2 separate regions of the Homo sapiens genome follow, and region 1 is linked to region 2. A link is an interaction called in ENCODE POLR2A ChIA-PET data of the cell type or tissue named here. Cell type or tissue: MCF 10A. All regions are shown on one strand. Links, peaks and the distances in the headings refer to the core of each region. The heading gives the core; the rest is flanking DNA.

Region 1 (9,832 bases), core at 4,763-9,762, 960 kb after region 2:
TGAACATGAACTAGTTCCCTATAGAAGTCTTCTTACCTGCCTCATTTTTTGCCAAGAAAAGGCCCAAAGTGGGCAAATAAATTTGAATTGGGCCCCTTCTATGTGGGACTGTTTGCATTTCCATGCTGGGTCTCTCACTTATCCTCCATCCAAGACAGTGGAGACCCACCAATCACCTCTGTTGTTCTCTCTTCTGATGAAATGAGGTCAGAAAAACCCCTTGGCACAATGGTCTCCCCATAGAAGTCACTGGATTTCATTAACCTTTCATTGGTTAATCTCCTGTCTTGACATTGAAAGACATATATAGCCATATCTTAAAATTACATTGGTAACGATGCTTACTTATAGTACCCAGGCAGTAGTAAAATGATAGAATAGAAAGTGAAAATCTTTGATGATGTTACTCTTTGGAAACAACGCTGCTGTTAAACATTTATTCTATATTGCTTCAATTGTGTGTGTGTGTACATGCACATCATACATACATTACATGTCACACATAGACATCTATATATGTGTCATCTGTCATATGTCAATCATAGCTCACTGCAACCTCAAGGTTTTGGGCTCAAGCAGTCCTCCCACCACAGCCCCCCAAAATGCTGGGGTTACAGATGTGAACAACCACACCCAGCTAATTTTTAAAAATTTTTTGTAGAGACAGGGGTCTTGCTATGTTGCCCAGGCTGGTCTCAAACTCCTGGCCTCAGCCTCCCAGAGAGCTGGGATTACAGGCATGAGCCACCGCACCCAGCAGATCCATTCTTACAAACTTCCTGCATCTGCTTTTTTTTCAGCTCAGAAATGTGGATATCTTTTCATATCATACATGTTGTCCAGTTTATTCTCTTTTAATTGGTTTATTGTTTTCCTTTTATCTATATTGATTTTTTAATGTGAAAAGTAATGAAAGTTTATTTTACTACATTCCAGCACTACAGAGAAAGCAGTGAAGGCTCCCCCTCACTTTGTTCTCTTTAGCAGTTGCTCAGAATTTCATGGGATGGCTATTCCATGATATTTAACTCTTTCCCTGTTAAACTATTTGCAATGTTTCCTTTTTAAAAAAATCGCAAATAATAATGCAATATGCAACCTTATACATAGGTCTTTGGACCCTGATGCAAATTATTTGGGCAAATTCATATATATGTGTGTGTGTGTGTATATATATATATACACATATATATATATATATATTTATATGTATTTTTTTGAGGCAAGGTCTCACTCTGTTGCCCAGGCTGGAGTGCAGTGGTGCCATAATGGCTCACTGCAGCCTTGACCTGCCAGGCTTAAGCGATCCTCTCACCTCAGCCTCCTGAGTAGCTGGAAAAACAGGTGTACCCCACCATGCCCCATTAATTTTTGTATTTTTTGTAGGGACCGGATCTTGCTGTGTTGCCCAGGCTGGTCTCAAACTCCTGAGCTCAAGCGATTCATCCACCTCTGTCTTCCCTTTCAAGTCCTAGGATTACAGGCATGAGCTACCGTGCCCCACCTCTTTGGGCAAATTCTTAAAAGAGGAATTAAATTCAAGGCTATTTTCTCCTGGCCTATTCTCCAGCCACCTATCAACAAAAGATACATTATCTTCCAAAAAGGAAAAGAACTGAGTTAGGAAACTTTTTTTTTTTTTTTTTTTGAGATGGAGTCTCGCTCTGTCGCCCAGGCTGGAGTGCAGTGGTGCGATCTCGGCTCACTTCAAGCTCCGCTTCCCGGGTTCACGCCATTCTCCTGCTTCAGCCTCCCGAGTAGCTGGGAGTACAGGCGCCCACCACCAGGCCAGGCTAATTTTTTGTGTTTTTAGTAGAGACGGGGTTTCACCATGTTAGCCAGGATGGTCTCGATCTCCTGACCTCGTGATCCACCCGCCTCGGCCTCCCAAATTGCTGGGACTACAGGCGTGAGCCACCGCACCCGGCCAAGTTAGGAAACTTTCTAGATCATTCTGTAATTCTCAGCAAACCCATGGTCATCCAGAGGTCTGACGTCCTCTTGGTCTGGTTTCATCCCGTGTAGTTATGTACTGCACCGACCCCGGAGAGGTGGATCACTCGACCCGCTTAATTTCGGATCCTGTGCTGCTGGTGGGGACCACCATCCAATACACCTGCAACCCCGGTTTTGTGCTTGAAGGGAGTTCTCTTCTGACCTGCTACAGCCGTGAAACAGGGACTCCCATCTGGACGTCTCGCCTGCCCCACTGCGTTTGTGAGTCCTGTTTAATGAATTGGGCCCCCAGTAGGTAGAAGCAGATTCACTTTCTCTTGTTCATGATGGAAGGCTGGGCTGCTAGGAGGCCTTCTGCTTTTCGACAGGGGCTTTTATTATCATTACTATGACAAAACAGTACCTAACACTGATTGGGAGCACACATACTATAACATTTACAGTAAATTTATCACGCGTTGCTCTAAGTCTTCTACCAAATTTCACTCTTTCTTCCTCAAGTAGCCCTGGGAGCATAGTATACTTTGTTTTTTTGTTTGTTTGTTTGTTTGTTTGTTTGTTTGTTGGTTGGTTGGTTGGTTTTAGATGGAATTCCACTATGTCACCCAGGCTGGAGTGCAGTGGCACCATCTTGGCTCACTGCAATCTCCGCCTCCTGGGTTCAAGCGATTCTCATGCCTCAGCCTCCCGAGTAGCTGGGATTACAGGCGCGTGCCACCATGCCTGGCTAATTTTTATATTTTTAGTAAAGATGGGGTTTCACCATGTTGGCCAGGCTGGTCTTGAACTCTTGATCTCAAATGATCCACCCGCCTCGGCCTCCCAAAGTGCTGGGATTACAGGCATGAGCCACCACCCTGGCTTCACTGATTTCATTTTAAGAAGAGGATACTGTGCTAGGTGTGGTGGCTCACACCTGTAATCCCAGCACTGTGGGAGGTCAAGGCAGGCAAACCACTCGAGCCCAAGAGTTTGAGACCAGTCTGGGCAACATGGCGAAACCCTGTCTCTACCAAAAAAATACAGAAATTAGCCAGGCATGGTGGTGTACACCTATTATCCCAGCTGCTCAGGAGGCTGAGGTGGGAGGATTGCTTGAGCCCAAGAGGTCAAGGCTGCAGTGAGCTGTGATTATGTCACTGTACCCTAGCTTGGGTGGCACAGCGAGACCCTGCCTCAAAAAAAAAAAAAAAAGAATACTACTTCAAGGCTCTCTAGGGATTCTGATATACAAACAATGTTCACAGTCATTGCATAAGGAAAGCATGAAGTTACACGGAAGGAGCAGAGCCTTACACAGTATTTTGGGGGTTAGAAACTCTCAGCTGCACTAATATTTTAAATTAGTGTGTTATGAACAACTCCATTAGGAATACAGCCAGTTCAAACTCCAGAAGCCACAGTGAGGTCTTGATAGTGTTGAAGAACCAAGAATTTAACTCTGGGGGGAAAAAAAGAAAAGAAAAAATAGAATTCCTGTGAGTTGATTATAAATTCCCCTACATCTGATGTGAGTAACACTGTGTACAATTTATAGACTTGGCCACCTCCTATAGTGGCTATGTTTTGTGACTTCTCACAAGTACCTAAAACAGGCTTCACAAATTTTGATGACCACACTAACAAGCAACTCTACGATTTAGACGAGCAAACTGCAGAAAGGCAACCAGAAAGCAGGAAAGTCCTTGTCCGTTTTCATTGGATAGGCTGATACTTACTGAGCACTTACTGTAGGCCAGGTGTCATTCTAAGAATGGCGCATGCATTAACTCTTTGATTCCTGGCAGGAAAACAAAAATGGAGATGTCTGTTGCCTGTCGTTGAAGACAGAGTATGGCCAAATTCACACTCACAAGAGACCTTCCTCTCTGCTCTATTCATGAGCCAGCCAAAGCCAAGTTCCCGTGTGCTAGTTCATAAATTCAGCTTCCCCAGCCCACAGAAGGGCTTTACTCTACAGATCCCAAAAGAATGAAGAGTTTTAGGCCCAAAGCGCTTGCTTCATAGATTTCCCTTAACATCTGATCCTTTTCTTGTGAGAGAAAAATTTCCATTTCTGTGTTCTTATTTTCTCTTCTCAAAAAGGGACACTTTATTATTCTGTTTCCACAAGTAACAGGGATTCTTGGACCACACAGCCCTGTGTCTCCATCTGTCTTTTTAGTCAGAGTCCCAGAATTTCAGAGCTGAAGGGAATCTGAGAGATAAAATACAACTGCAGGATGACTTAGAGATAAAATGCAACTGCCCCCATTGTACAGATAATAACAATAGTTACTTATTGAATGTAAAAGACACATTGCTAAGCACACTATACATATCTGTAAACATGTGTTTTTGTGTATGTGTGTGTATATATAGTGTGTGTACATATGTGCATATATATGCATATACACATATACTAAGGAAACTGATATTCAGAGGGAAGTACAAATAACAAGAATCATTGCTCATTGAATGTGTAAGACACATTTCTAGACACTATATATATGTGAATCTATGCATATGTGTGTATTTATACACACATACTAAACCTAGCCCCTTAACCACAACCACACTTGGTCCCCAAGCCCCAGAACCTTGGGCCAAATCCACATTGGTTGGTTCCTGTTATAGGTTGAATCTATCCCCAAAAGATATGTTAAAGTCCTAACCCACAGTATCTGTAACTGCGACCTTGATTGGACATAGCGTCTTCGCCATCCTAACCCATGGTATCTGTAATTGTGACCTTGATTAGAACTTCAAAGTTCTAACCCACAGTATCTGTAACTGTGACCTTGATTGGACCTAGCGTCTTTGACATCCTAACCCATGGTATCTGTAATTGTGATCTTGATTAGAACTTCAAAGTTCTAACCCACAGTATCTGTAACCGTGACCTTGATTGGACACAGTGTCTTCAACATCCTAACCCATGGTATCTGTAACTGTGACCTTGATTAGAACTTCAAAGTTCTAACCCACAGTATCTGTAACCATGACCTTGATTGGACACAGTGTCTTCGACATCCTAACCCACAGTATCTGTAACTGTGACCTTGATTGGACAGAGTGTCTTCGACATCCTAACCCATGGTATCTGTAACTGTGACCTTGATTGGACGTAGCGTCTTTGACATCCTAACCCATGGTATCTGTAACTGTGACCTTGATTAGAACTTCAAAGTTCTAACCCACAGTATCTGTAACTGTGGATTTGATTGGAAATAGAATCTTTGCAGATGTGGTCAAGTTAAGCTGAGGTCGCACTGGATTAAGATGGGTGTTGATCCAATGACTGGTGTCTTTGTAAGAAGAGGGAAATCTGGACACAGATGGGGACACAGATACAGAGAAGGCCACAGGGTGACAGAGGGAGAGATTAGAGTGATGCAGCTGCAAGCCAGGGAGCACGAAGGAAGGACCCCCCCCAACCGCCCACAGCATTCAGAGGGAGTGTGGCCCTGCTGACACCTTGATTTTGGACTTCCAGCCTCCCAGCCAAGAAGTTTCTGCTGTCCTAAGCCTCCCGGTTTGTGGTCCTTTGTCAAGGGCAGCCCTAGGACGTCAGTGTCATTCCCATTTCCTTCTAGTGACTGCAAGAGCGATCAGAAGCAGCCACTTTAGTAACTCCAGCTGCAGAGACCCAGAGATGAAAAGCTTAAAATAAAAGCTTCTATTAAAATACTGAAAGGTGGAGGCATCATTTTTTTAAAAAAGAAAAAGCACTTCACCAATGAGACCCAGTCTCTAAAGACCCTCTGAGCTGCGGCAGCTGCTGCTGGATTTCCAAGACGCAAGCCTCCCTCCCTCCCTTCGGGAATGCTTTTCCCTGAAATCTCAGCATTGGATCTGCAGTGCTGAGTAGAGACGGCTTCCCTTACACCCATGCTAATGAGTTCACGAGCCACGCGGGGTGTCAGGAGACACGCGGTACTCCCAAAAGCCTGAAGAAGAGCCCTGCGTGTGGTGGCAGCGACGTGACAAGCGGGTGAGGCTGATGGGAGATAACGCAGGAGGCGAGAGATGGTCCGATTCTGGCAGCGCGGCTCCTGAGTAAGAGGGAGGATGCAGTCTAGGTTCTGAAGGCATTTTTAAGGTTGAGGTTGTCAGACATAAAACAGCTTTGAAACGTTTTGTCGACTGAACAAAGGGAACAGCACCCATTTGATGGGCCCCTTCAGTAGGCTGACCTTTTCCCCAACACTAACACTCTTCACCCTCACGGAAATCGCACAGGTGAATGCCTGTCCACTTAAAAGCAGGCAAAGAAGGACTGGAGAGGGTGAGTAGCTTTCCTGAGGTCACACAACAGAAAGGAAGAACAGAATTCTAACTCAAGCCTGACTAAACCCAAAAGCATCTTCCCAACCTCATCACTCTGCAGTTCAGCTTTTGGGCAAACCTCTGGTGCTTAAGAGTGGACAAAGATCCACCAAGAAGTTAATGAAGCAGACAGAAAACTGCATAAGCCCCTGGGCCCAGTGGTGAGGTGGCTCACGCCTGTAATCCCAACACTTGTGGGAGGCTGAGGCAGGAGGATCACTTGCGGTCAGGAGTTCCAGACCAGTGTGGCCAACATGGTGAAACCCCCGTCTCTACTAAAAATACAAAAATTAGCCAGACTTGATGGTGAGCACCTGCAATCTGAGCTACTCAGGAGGCCGAGGCAGGAAAATCACTTGAGCTCAGGTGGCGGAGGTTGCAGTGAGCAGAGATCACGCCACTGCACTCCAGCCTGGGCAACAGAGGGAGACCCTGTCTCAACAACATAGAAACAGAAAAGAAAAGAAAAGAAAACTGTATAAGCTCTGGTTGTCTACAGCCTCTTGCCCAGTCACTTGCCCAAAGCCATAGTTTGGTCCCCTGGGACTGAAAGCCATATCTTTTTAATCCTAGTCCATTTACCCCAGGGCACTTTAAGAACAGACAGGTCAGGCAGAGATAAAGGGAAGAGTCTGGGTGTCAAAGTCAGACACACCCTCCAGCTCTGCTGAGTGACCTTGGGCAAGTAACTTGCCCTCTCTGGGCCTCAGAGCCCCCATCTGTGAAAGAAAATAATACCCTTTACCAAGAAGGATTGTTGGGAGCAACTCACTCAGTCATTCAGCTTACTCAGTTGTTCAGGCCTCCTATATGCAGGCACACGCTAGGACAGAGGTTCCCAAACTTTCTCAACTCATGACACCCTTGGTGTCTCAGGAATTTTTTCACAGATTTCCTAGGCCAAAATACCATTTCCATTTATTAAATACCAGTTCCATTTATTAAACAGTTAGGTACAAACAACTGAATGAGTAGTTATCTCTTCACAGCATAGTAGCCATTTGAAAAAGTAATGCACATACATTAAAAGAAAAACGGTTTTTTTTATTATTAAATAATGACAATTGCTGGCTGGGCGTGATGGCTTACACCTGTAATCCTAGCACTTTGGGAGGCTGAGGCGGGCAGATTACCTGAGGTCAGGGGTTCGAGACCAGCCTGGCCAACATAGTGAAACCCCGTCTCTACTAAAAATACAAAAATTAGCTGGGTGTGGTGGCACGTGCCTGTAATCCCAGCTACCTGGGAGGCTGAGGCGGGAGAATCGCTGGAACCCGGGAGGCGGAGGTTGCAGTGAGCTGAGATCATGCCACTGCACTCCAGGCTGGGAGACAGAGCAAGATTCTGTCTCAAATAATAATAATAATAATAATAATAATAATAATAATAATAATAATAATAATGACAATTGCTGCTACGAGGATGTGTATACCCGTTGGGCTGTGCAAATCTTCTTAAACGTTAGGATCAGATGGGACTTCGCCACCCTAATTTCCTGTTCCACATTGATTTTGTCACAGTTAGCACGAGCACCACAAAAAAATCCAGCTTTGCAATGATGAGTCATCACCAAAACAAAGGTGACGTGATCTAATGTTGAAACGGTGAACTATCTTGAGCTGGTAGTTCACAAGGGTCCAACACATCATTGTGTTTCCTCAGAACTTTTTTTTTTTTTTGAGACGGAGTCTGGCTCTGTTGCCCAGGCCGATGTGCAGTGGCGCAATCTTAGCCCACTGCAAGCTCCACCTCCCGGGTTCACGCCATTCTCCTGCCTCAGGCTCCAGAGTAGCTGGGACTACAGGTGCCCGCCACCACGCCTGGCTAATTTTTTGTATTTTTAGTAGAGATGGGGTTTCACCGTGTTAGCCAGGATGGTCTCCTGACCTTGTGATCCACCCGCCTTGACCTCTCAAAGTGCTGGGATTACAGCCATGCGCCACTGTGCCCGGCCCTCAGAACTTTTTTTAAAAATCCCACAGCACCCCCTGTGAGTTCCTGGTGGCATCCTGGGTCACCTTGGTGAAAGTTTGGGAACCCTGGCACTAGCCCCTGGAAAAACAGTAAGGTATAAACAGATATGACCCACATTCTCATGGAGCCTGGGGCCTATTTGGAAAGGAGGGTGGAGAGACAGGTCTATGAAGGAAATCACAATGAATCGTCAGCACCACCTCCTCCAGGAAGTCCTCCCTGATTTCCTAGGCCGGGTTGTGTTTCTGTCCTCAGAATTCCCATGGAACCTACAGTGACATCTGTCACCACAGCTGCTGCAGTTTATTGAAATGATCTGTTTATATGTTTGTAGAATCACATTCCCTAGAGTAAGAAAGAGAAAGAATTTTAAAATATATATATAGAATAAACACATAACTCACCTGCTAGGATTGTCTCCAGTTGATCCTTGAATCCCCCAAGCCCAGGAGGCTCGACAAATGATGTTACTATTACTGTCGTTGATATTGTTAGCAAAATGAATGTGGTCTTTATCACACCTCTGCTTTGTTGCAACTTCCCCTCTTTGATAAGGACGTGGTGGATGACTCCTGAGGTAACCATCCCAAAGACATAAACCACACCACCAAAACTAAAAAGAATCTGACAAATCCGGCAAGGGTTTTATGAGTGGCTCTCCAGGAGCCACTTAGCTTGCTTAAGAGACAGCGATTCCCCGGGAGGCCCTGGTTCTCACAGCCCTGAGCCCAGAACACCTGGGATACGAGACACAGGGATTTCCCAGCCTGGACAGAGCCCACAGGTGCTGTGGCCAGACTGTGGCCACCGTAGGAGCTTCCACTGTTGAGCCGTCTCCTGTGGCCACATCTTGGCCAGCATGTCCAGTGTTAGCTGAGTTCCCGTCCTCATTTAGAAATCTCTGTCTCTGGGAAAGCGGTCTCTCACAGAAATCCATGATAACCCTAGGGGATTTGGGTAAAAGAAGGGCCTTTGTTATAGCAGAACCATTAAATGGACAGCACTAAAAACCAGCACGTCCAGGTTTGTACCCCAGCCCTGCCTCTTACAAGCACCATGACTTTATACAAGCCAGCTTTCTCACCAAAAAGATTGAAAAACGAACATGCCAATCATAAATATAAAGGCTTTTAATGAATGGTGTGCTTGGCACATAGCAAGTCGTCAGTTAACATTGGCTGCTAATCACCACTCTGTTTCAAAGCTCCACTGCTTGTAGGGCATATTGCAAACCATTTGTAACTATTACTAGGGGACTTGATTTCGAGCTTTTTGTTCAAATGTGCTCCAGAAATGTACATTTTCTTCTATTGTTAAAGAGAGGGGAAAATAGAAAAAGAAAACAGAAACGAGAGTGGGTTCGTGAGTAGATCTATAAGGCCATCGGTCCAATTCATTTGCATTCCTGGGAGAGAACGGCTGGAGTTACACCAGTTGCAACCCGAATTGTTTAAAACATTCGACCAGTGGTTTTCAACCAGAGGCGATTTTGCTTTCCAGGGGACATGTGTAAATACAATTTCTAGAGAAATTATGAGTTGTCACAACTTGTCAGGGAAGAGGGGTGCTACCGGCTTCTAGCAGGTCAGGGCCC
Region 2 (9,832 bases), core at 2,074-7,073:
AGCAGCATTTTCAATGAATGGACAGGTTGGATCATCCCACCAAGGTGTTGGACAACTCCCTATTCACTGGCCAGACCCCTACCTCATACCATATACAAAAAAAAATCAGAATAATGTCTGAATGTAAAACACAAAACAGTAACACTCCTGGAAGAAAATAATGGAGAATATACTTATAATCTGGAGGTGGAGGAACAAGGGATAGGAAAAAAGCCATAAAAGATAGAGTTGTGATTACATGAAACTTCTTAATGCCTTTAAGATAATGTACCACCAGAAACAAGGATGAAGGACTAGCCAAAGACCAGCAGTGAAACGTGAAACAAACAGAACAAAGAATTAAAGTCCACACCAAATAAAGACCTCCCACAAATCAATGAGAAAAAGACAAACAGTCCAGGCACCGTGGCTTACGTCTGTAATCCCAGCACTTTGGGAGGTGGACAGGTCACTTGAGGTCAGGAGTTCGAGACCAGCCTGGCCAACAGGGTGAAACCTTGTCTCCACTAAAAATATAAAAATTAGCTGGGGGTGGTGGCGCATGCCTGTAGTCCCAGCTACTTGGGAGGCTTAGCCAGGAGAATGGCTTGAATCCGGGAGGCAAGGGTTGCAGTGAACCAAGATGGCGATCGCACCATTGCACTCCAGCCTGGGAGACAAGCAAGACTCCGTCTCAAAAAAAGAAAGAAAAACAATAGAAAGATGGATAAGTGTAGGCAATTTGCAGAAAAGTAAATACCAATAAACCGGAAATGAGGGTTGTGCAAATCAAAAGGTGTTATAATTTTTAACCAAATTGGGACCAAAGAAAACACAAAAAACCAAAATCTGGTAATTGCCAGCATCAGAGAGGATATAGGAATGTGTATGTTCTCATAGATGCTTGCAGGTATGAATTGGTACAGCCTTTTAGGAGGTATGTATGTATGTATTTGAGACAGGGTCTCGCTCTGCTGCCCAGGCTAGATCTGTTGCAGTGCCATGATCATGGCTTAATGTAGCCTTGACCTCCTGGGCTCAAGAGATTTTCCCACCTCAGTCTTTCAGGTAGCTGAGACTACAGGAGTGTGCAATCATACCCAGCTAATTTTTAATTTTTTTGTAGAGATGGGGGTCTCCCAATGTTGCCCAGGCTGGTCTCGAACTCCTGGACTCAAGTAATCCTCCTGCCTCAACCTCCCAAAGTGCTGGGATTACTGGGGTGAGCCACTGTGCCCGGCATCAATATATTTAAAAACCTAAATGGACACACTCTTTGACTAGGAATGTTTCCTATAAAAACACTTATACACATGCAGAGACACACGAGCAAGCATGCCTTGTAACAGTAATGAAGCCTGGGAAAACTCAATCAAGTAAATGCTGTAAAGTGCACCTGTGTACTATGAAATAGCACTTGGCTTTTAATAAGAGCAAAGATATGAAAGTAAAAGTACAAAGTAGGGTGTGGTGGCACATGCCTGCAGTCCCAGCTACTCAGGAGGCTGAGGTGGGAAGATCGTTCAAGCCCAGGAGTTGGAGGCCAGCCTGGGCAATAGTGAGAAAAAATAAAATTAAATAATAATAATAAAATAGGCTGGGCACAGTGGCTCATGCCTGTAATCCCAACACTTTGGAAGGCTGACGTGGGAGGATAGCTGGATGCCAGGAGTTCAAGACCAGACTGGGCAGCAAAGCAAGACACCCATCTCGACAACAAATTTTTAAAAATTAGCCAGGCAGGCTGGACACGGTGACTCACGCCTGTAATCCCAGCACTTTAGGAGGCCGAGGCAGGCAGATCACTCGAGGTCAGGAGTTCGAGATCAGCCTGGCCAACGTGGCAAAACCCCGTCTCTACTAAAAATACAAAAATTATTTGGGCATGGTGGCGGACACCTGTAGTCCCAGCTGCTGAGGCATGAGAATCTCTTGAACCAGGGAGGCGGAGGTTGCAGTGAGCCGAGACTGTGCCACTGCACTCCAGCTTGGGCGACAGAGGGCACAGAAGCAGCACCTCTTCTGGGGGTACCCTCAATCCCTAGCGGTCCAGAGGCCTCAGGATCCTGAAGGAACTAAAATGTGAAGCCCTGTGCTAGAAGAGTCCATAGAGATTGGAATCAGCTGGTTTCATTTTACAAAAAGGGAAACTGAGGCACTCAGAAGGTGAGTGCCCCCCAATGCCCCACAAGGAGACTGGGAGCGGGGCTCTGAGCCCTGCGGGGCCCTGGATTCTTGCAATGCAGTGGAGTGGAGCCTGTGCCGCCCCCACCAGGCACCTTCTCAGGAGAGGAACCATTATCATACGCTTGAAGGGGCCCTCGAGGCCTCAGAAAGGCTAAAAACCACTTTCCTCTTTGAGTGAACCTTCACTTCAGTTTAACCACAAGAAAAATTACATTAAGGCTGGGGGCAGTGACTCATACCTGTAATCCCAGCACTTGGGGAGGCTGAGGTGGGTGGATCACTTGAGCCCAGGAGTTCAAGACCAGCCTGGGCAACATAGTGAAACCCTGTCTCTACAAAAAATAAATAAAATTAGCTGGCCGTGGTGGTACACACCTGTGGTCTCAACTACTTGCGGGCTGAGGTGAGAGGATTGCTTCAGCCCAGGAGGTAGACGCTGCAGTGAGCAGTGATTGTATCACTGCACTCCAGACTGGGCAACAGAGCAAGACTCAAAAAAAAAAAAAAATTAAATCTTGGCTGGGCGCGATGGCTCCTGCCTGTAATCCCAGCACTTTGGGAGGCCGAGGCGGGCGGATCACGAAGTCAGGAGATTGAGACCATCTTGGCTAACATGGTGAAACCCCGTCTCTACTTAAAAAAATACAAAAAATTAGCCGGGCGTGGTGGCAGGTGCCTGTAGTCCCAGCTACTCGGGAGGCTGAGGCAGGAGAATGGCATGAACCCGGGAAGCGGAGCTTGCAGTGAGCCGAGATCGCACCACTGCACTGCAGTCTGGGGGACAGAGTGAGACTCCGTCTCAAAAAAAAAAAATTTAAATCTCCAAAAAATATTACAATAAGGCAAACTAAAAACAGATGTTTTAAATATACATATTAAATTAAATACACTTCAATAGAGCAAATAAGAAAATACCCAGAAAGCGACCAGGCACGGTGGCTCACGCCTGTAATCCCAGCACTTTGGGAGGCCGAGGCAGGCAGATGACAAGGTCAGGAGATGGAGACCATCCTGGCTAACAAGGTGAAACCTCGTCTCTACTAAAAAAACAAATACAAAAAATTAGCCAAGCTTGGTGGCGGGTGCCTGTAGTCCCAGCTACTCAGGAGGCTGAGGCAGAGGAACGGTGTGAACTCAGGAGGTGGAGCTTGCAGTGAGCTGAGATCGCACCACTGCACTCTAGCCTGGGCAACAGAGCCAGACTCCGTCTCAAAAAAAAAAAAAGAAAATACCCAGAAAGCACAATCTCCCCACCCGCAAGACAACCTCCCAGGGGGTCCACGGCAGGAGATCCCAAGCACGAGGGACAGAGAACAGTGACCCTGTGAAGGATCCTCCAGCCCATCAGGCTCAATCAGAATATGAGGCTCCTGCCACTGTGAGAGCAAGAGGCACAGTTGCGCAGCAGCCACAGGCTCTGGCACACCATGAGCCAGGCCAGCAAAGCGTCAACTGCCCCCTACAAGGCGACAGGCAAACCATGACAAACTGGAAACCAGAGACTGGACCTGGAGCACAGGGACCACTACAAGGGCCTTGGAAATGGGCAGGGACCATGGATGGCCACCCGCATGTGTAAGAGCGGCCCGTCTGCACATGTCTCTGCATGGCTTAGGGGCACAAGTCCCCCCCAACTCCCAACCCAGGAAGGCAGCCCCCATTTAACCAGGTGGGGCAAGAAGGGATAGGGCCAGCATCCGGCTCTGCTTTTTTTTTTTTTTTTTTTGGAGACGGAGTCTCACTCTGTCCCCGAGTCTGGAGTGCAGTGGCCCAATCTCGGCTCACTGCAAGCTCCGCCTCCCGGGTTCACACCATTCTCCTGCCTCAACCTCCCGAGTAGTTGGGACTACAGGTGCCTGCCTCCACGCCCGGCTAGTTTTTTGTATTTTTAGTAGAGATGGGGTTTCACCGTGTTAGCCAGGAAGGTCTCGATCTCCTGACCTTGTGATCTGCCTGCCTCGGCCTCCCAAAGTGCTGGGATTACAGGCGTGAACCACCGTGCCCGGCTGGGCTCTGCTCTTAACGCAGGGCTCTAGGCCCCCTCGGGGGCAACCAGCACAGAGCTCAGACCACAAATACCTTCACCCACCTCCTGGTCCCCATCTGGACAAGGGTGCTGGGGACTGGCTCTCAGTCACACCCTCAGGGTACTCTTCAAAGGACAGCTGGGGCCCCAGGGCATGAGCTTTTGGCCCCCAGCTCCCTTACCCCAGACAACAGCTCTTGGGACCCCACCAGCACCGGCAAGGTGGACACCATCGTCCCAATTTTGCAGATGAGGAAACTCAGGCTGAGGGCCGGCACACAGCTCTCCAGAGCTGAAGAGAATGCAGAGAGCAGCTGGAGCCAGCCAGTGGGTCCCTGGCGCCAGCTCGTAGCAAGCCACAGCCGCCTCCGCCCTTCATGCTTGGGTTGCGCTGCCCCAGGACAGCCTTCCAGGGTGGCCTGGCATGGAGCCCAGACCCTGCTGCTTCCTGAACAAATAAGTGAACGAGGCCACCAAGCCAAGGGGCTGGATGCAGCCCCAGCTCCTGCCAGGGCCTCCCCAACAGACTCCCTGTTTGGAGAGCGCATTGTCTCCAAGGCCTCAAACCACAAATGTCCGGCTGTCTCACAGCTTCTGTAACCTGAACTTGGCCCTCACCCTGCCCTCCCAGGGCTCCTCTCAGGGCCCAGGCCCCTCCTCTCAGAGGCCAACACTGACTACCCAGCTCATTCTCATCACCTGGCTCATTCCTGAACCTCACTCAGCAGGAGAGTCTCAGGCCAGATCCTCCCACCAGCCACCTCCACCAGGACGCATGAGCCCTGTTCATGCTGGCTGGGAGACACAACCAACCAATATCAATCCAATCAGTGGATGAACTGACAAATATAATGTGGTCCCTCCACACAATGGAATATTATTCAGCCACAAAAAGGGTTGAAATAGGACGGGCATGGTGGCTCACGCCTGTAATCCCAGCACTTTGGGAGGCCGAGGCTGCCAGCTCACTTGACGTCAGGAGTTCAAGACCAGCCTTGCCAACATGGTGAAACCCCGTCTCTACTAAAAATACAAAAATTTGCTGGGTGTGGTGGCGAGCACCCATTAGTAATCCAAGCTATTTGGGAGGCAGAGGCAGGAGAATCACTTAAATCCAGGAGGCAGAAGTTGCAGTGAGCCGAGATTGTGCCACTGCACTCCAGCCTGGGCAACAGAGCAAGACTCCATCTCAAAAAAAAAAAAAAAAAAAAGGCTGAAACACCCATACCTGGGACTACTTGGATGACCCCTGAAAACATTACAGTAACCAAGGAAGTCAGCCACAAAAAACAACGATGTATTGTATGATTCCCTTCATACAAAATGCACAGAACAGGCAGAGCCATAGAGGCAGAAAGCAGACTGGTGCTCATCAGGGGGTCGGGGGAGAGGGAACGAGAAGTCACTGTGCAATGGGTATGGGTTTTACTTTGGGGTGATGGAAATCTCTTCTAACTTCATAGAAGTGATGGTTGTAAGCACTGTGGATGTACTAAATGCCTGCCTTGTATACTTTAATTTTATATCATGTAAGTTTCACCTCAATTAAAAAAAAAAGATCAACTTGACACTTTTCACCTAGGAAAGGTCTGGCTTCAGCTTTCATTTCCTATCAGTCCTGCCTAAAGCCTTCCAGTAGCTTCCACTGCCTTCTGGATCACAGTGAGACTCCACAGCATGATCTGGCCTCTAAGGACCTCTCACAGGACGCCCCGAGGGTGAAGGAGCACCCCTGGGCCCATCTCTGCATAGCTGCACAGCTTGTTTCCCTTCCTCCCCTCTACACGGGAAGCCCTGCCTACAGCGGAGGGGCCTTATTTGCCATTCTATCACATTCAACCCCAGCACTTCACACAGTAGCAGACACCAAAGCGAAACAGCAACAGCATTACACTGGGCCAGGTGCACGTTCACTCACTGAATTCATGGTAGGAAGGATTCTTATCCCCATTTTACAGCTGAGAAAACTGAGGCACACAAAGGTAGCGTCAGCTTCTCAAGCTTCCCAGCACAGCAAGCGGCCAGGCTGGGATCAGACTCTGGACACAGGGGCTCTGTCCACAGTGCTAACTACTCCTGCCCCCCAGGGCTGCAGCAGTGAGTGAGTGAGGTGGTCAGTGGACTGGATGTCCAAGGTCACACAGACTATTGTAATAACAGCCTCTAGACCGGCCAGGGCCAGAAAGATCAAGGACTCCTACATACAACTGCCACTGCAGCACTGCCGCTGCCAGTCCCCAGCCTGGGCCAGGGATGGGGCTAAAGGTCTCACACAGGGCACTAAGGGCTTCCCAAGGCCTGGGAGAGGAGCGAGGCAAGATGACAGAAACTAGGTATGGTGCCCAAAGTCAAACAGCTACTGAGCATGTAAATCCAGGTGGGTCTGACCCCAAAACCCCCTATCAGCCCTGCAACCCGTTGCTGCAAGGGAGAAAGCAACTCGGAGGCCTCACCTGCCTGCACCTTCACCCCCCATCTCTGTGTGTGAGTTCTACTAAATGCCTGAGCAGTGACACAGTGCCGCTGAAATTAAACGGATTCCAAAAACGACAGGAAGCACGAGGTGGATCTCCCCAGAAAAGTGCTGAACAAATGTTGGCTCGGGTTCACCCGGGAATTTCTTGGAACTGAACAAGGGAAGTTCAACGCCAAGGGGCCCTGCTTTAGAGGGGACTCTCTCAGGGTGCCCCACACAGCCCTTAGTTAACCCCACTCAGCCCTGCTGGCCTTGGCCTTGGGCATCTACAGGAGGAAACTCCAGGGTGAAAGGGGGTGCCTAGACAGGCGGGTCCTGGAATAAGCACTTGGGCCCCGAGGAGAGAGGCCTAGGGCTTGGAAGCTGGGGAGGTTCTCAGCACTGGGACCACTAGAACAAAGCCATTTCCGTGGGTTCACAGCTTCCAATTGCAACAGGAAGCAATCAGGAAAAATAATTAGCTGCCCACTTACTGGCTTCGCTGAAGTCCGAGGCATGTATCTCACACAGAAAATCAGGGACATAACATCAAAACCGTTCCTCCTTTTCCTTTTATTTTAGGACTGGATCACCACATTTGCTGGGGCTCCCAGGCCTTGCTGCCTAATGTTAAAATAATCAACTCTATTTTTGCCTCACATACAACTGAACTCCACAGCTGTAGTTCTTTCTCCTTAGGGGCTCCAACCACATGAACGACAGACATTTGATTCCAGCAACATCACCTAAAACGTGCACAAAACCCAAACTGCAATGAGGTGAAAGGCAAACGTGGTCAGCCTAGAAACTCCCCCTTTAAAACAAACAGCTTCCTCAAAACCCCTTTTGCCTCCTTGACCCACGCATTTCCGGAAAAAGGAACGGTGCTGGCCTGTACTCCCCAGATACTGTCGCTGTTTTGTCTTCACCTTGTTTTGCTAGCTCCCGACAAGGCCCCAAAATGTAAACACGCTCCTGAGAGAGGCAAATTTGGGGTGAAACTGTCCACAGAATCTCTAGGTTTGGGTCAGAGGTAGGAGGACTTGAAACAAAGGCCAAGCTCCTCCTGTTCCCCGCTGCCCCCTACACCTCCAGAAGAGAGGCTGCAGCCCAGGGGAACAGACTACACGGCCACCCCCCTGCACCATCCACACTGGAAATATTCAAGGAGACAGCTGTTTGCCTTAAGGAGGCACAGACAAAGGGGCCCAAGATCCTCCCAGCTAAACTGCCACAAACAGAACAGGAGCCCAGGCGTGCACAGGCACTTGCGGGCCGTGCCACTTGGCTGGCCATACTCCAGAAAAGCAAAACACGCACATCCGAAGAGAATGATTTAGGCAGCAAGAGGCTTGCTTCAAAAACCACATGGCCATCTCCAAATTAAAAGAACATGTGTAGCGTTTCACAAACTGCTTAAGTGTCCTGAGTCCTCCTGACCTCAACTCCACCCCTTGGGAAACACCAAAAGTTGGAGACAAAGTTGCCCGGCCTTACTCTCTCCCCACTGGAGAGTACAACTGAGGCACGAACCTGCCTCCCCTACTGTCCCGCGCTCTGGGACCATGTCACCACCCCCCCCGCCCCCCTCCGGGCAGCCGACCCGGGGAGGGACACCATCTGGGACCCCGGCGGCCACAAGGGGCATTCGGGTCGCCCCGGCACCTGGCATGTGTCAGTCCGCTTGGAAACCCACAGCCACGGCTCACAGGGGCAGCGCCACCGGCCAGGCAGCCCCGCACCCGGGCTCAGAACTTTCTCGCTGCAACCTCAGCCGGTCCTCGGAGCACGCGGGCCGGCCGCGCGGCCGCTGGAAACAGAGTCGCGAACCGGCTTCCCGGGCCAGGCCCGCCTCCGGGCCCCAAGTCCCAACTTGGTGCCCGGCCCGGGCCACACGGGCCCAGCGCGGGCTCGGCTCCTGGCTTCCTACGGGCGCGGGCAGGTGAGGACCGGCCGGCGCCGCCCGCGCGCCCTCCTCACCGGCCCGGGACGCGGCGTCCCCGGGGATGGCCCGGGCAGGGACGGCGGGGGGATCCCCGGTGCGCGCCCCAACTCGCCCCCAACTCGCTTCCAAGGCGGCGGTGGCGCCCGTGCACTTGGTCGCGGGGCCGCCCGGGCCATTGTACTAGCAGCCCGCGGTCCCGGGTCGGCCCGCGCCCACCTACCTGCGGCGGGGGCCGGGCAGCCGCACAGCGCCAGCAGCAGCGGCCACGGCGGCCCGGGCAGTGCAGCCTCCATGTTGTCCAGCGGCCGGACGGGCTGGCGCCGCGCTCACTCGGGCTCCACAGCGCGGCGGCGGCGGCTGCGGCGGCTCCTCGCGCGTGTCCCTGCATCTTCGTCTTCCCCGTTGGGCGCCGCGGACCAGGACGACTGGGAGGAGGGAGCAGGGCGCGCGTGAGCGGAAGCAGCGCCGCGTCTCCGCCCCCCGCTGACGCAGCCGCCCGCGCCCCAGGGAGCCGGCCGGCGGCCGGGCGGGCCCCACGGCCCCAGCGGCCCGGGTCCCCGCGGCCCCTCCCCGCGCTCCTCGCCCTGCCCTGGGGGCGCCGCCGGGAGGCTCGGCGCGGGGCTGGGGCGCGGGGTTTCCGCCCCGCGGGGCCCGGGGGCAGATCTGGGCCAGGAGCCCGGTGTGTTACCTGTGGAGCCTCTATGAGTGGGGAAACTGAGGCACGGGGCGGGGCTGCCCAAGGGCACACAGCGAGGCAGTTTCAGGGCAGGAAGCCTGGGGTCCCATGGTGCGGCCCTGACACTTGTTCTCACCTGTGGAGGGCAGAGGAGGGGACAGGGAGAGAACTGCATGAAGCTGGCCAGCTGGGAGTGGAGGTGGGTTTGAATTTTTACTTTAAACTAAATGTGTACTCTCTACCTTAATTATGAATTATGAGACACGAAGACTGCGAAACAGACACGCTCCTCTAAAAGTGCCTCTAGGCTGACAGGGGAAAAGTCCCGCCAGGCTTCCAGACGCCACCTTTGAGTCCTTCAACAAGCAGGCCAAGGCCTCTTGCCCACCGGTGTCAGCTCAGCCACTGAACCCTCGAGGAAGAAGAGGTGCTCGAAGGGGAAGAATCTCACCCAGGCACAGCCTGGAAGGGGCACAGAAGGGGCTCTGGAACCAGCAAGCCCAAGTTCAAACTCCCGATCTGCTACTTTCTAGAACGACTGTGCCCTTGGCGGGTCTAAATAGA

The links. Peaks named below come from ENCODE experiments on the same cell type or tissue, not always from the same donor. Only the 100,000 strongest peaks of a DNase experiment are listed, where the experiment ranks them.
Region 1: POLR2A ChIA-PET joins it to region 2 with 5 read pairs; 1 of 35 experiments calls an interaction of 5 or more read pairs at or near these places.

Annotation. Positions count from the first base shown.
Region 1 is chr22:26,349,027-26,358,858 of GRCh38, forward strand. SEZ6L (seizure related 6 homolog like) reads left to right here. Exons shown (of 17, transcript NM_021115.5): 12 at 2,026-2,217. LOC124905096 (a long non-coding RNA gene) reads right to left here. Exons shown (of 3, transcript XR_007068038.1): 1 at 4,611-9,832; 2 at 3,675-3,736; 3 at 3,313-3,397. Among named protein-coding and RNA genes, the nearest start is that of ASPHD2, 75 kb to the right of the region's middle. In MCF 10A, for the core only: no CTCF peak of the experiment used is centred there; a DNase peak (open chromatin) is centred at 7,855.
Region 2 is chr22:25,396,390-25,406,221 of GRCh38, forward strand. It overlaps the pseudogene LRP5L. Among named protein-coding and RNA genes, the nearest start is that of MIR6817, 54 kb to the right of the region's middle. RefSeq lists enhancers at 2,033-2,532, 4,258-4,317, 4,478-4,577, 4,688-4,867, 6,118-6,317 and silencers at 7,693-7,987, 8,539-8,708, 8,749-9,178. In MCF 10A, for the core only: no CTCF peak of the experiment used is centred there; a DNase peak (open chromatin) is centred at 4,692.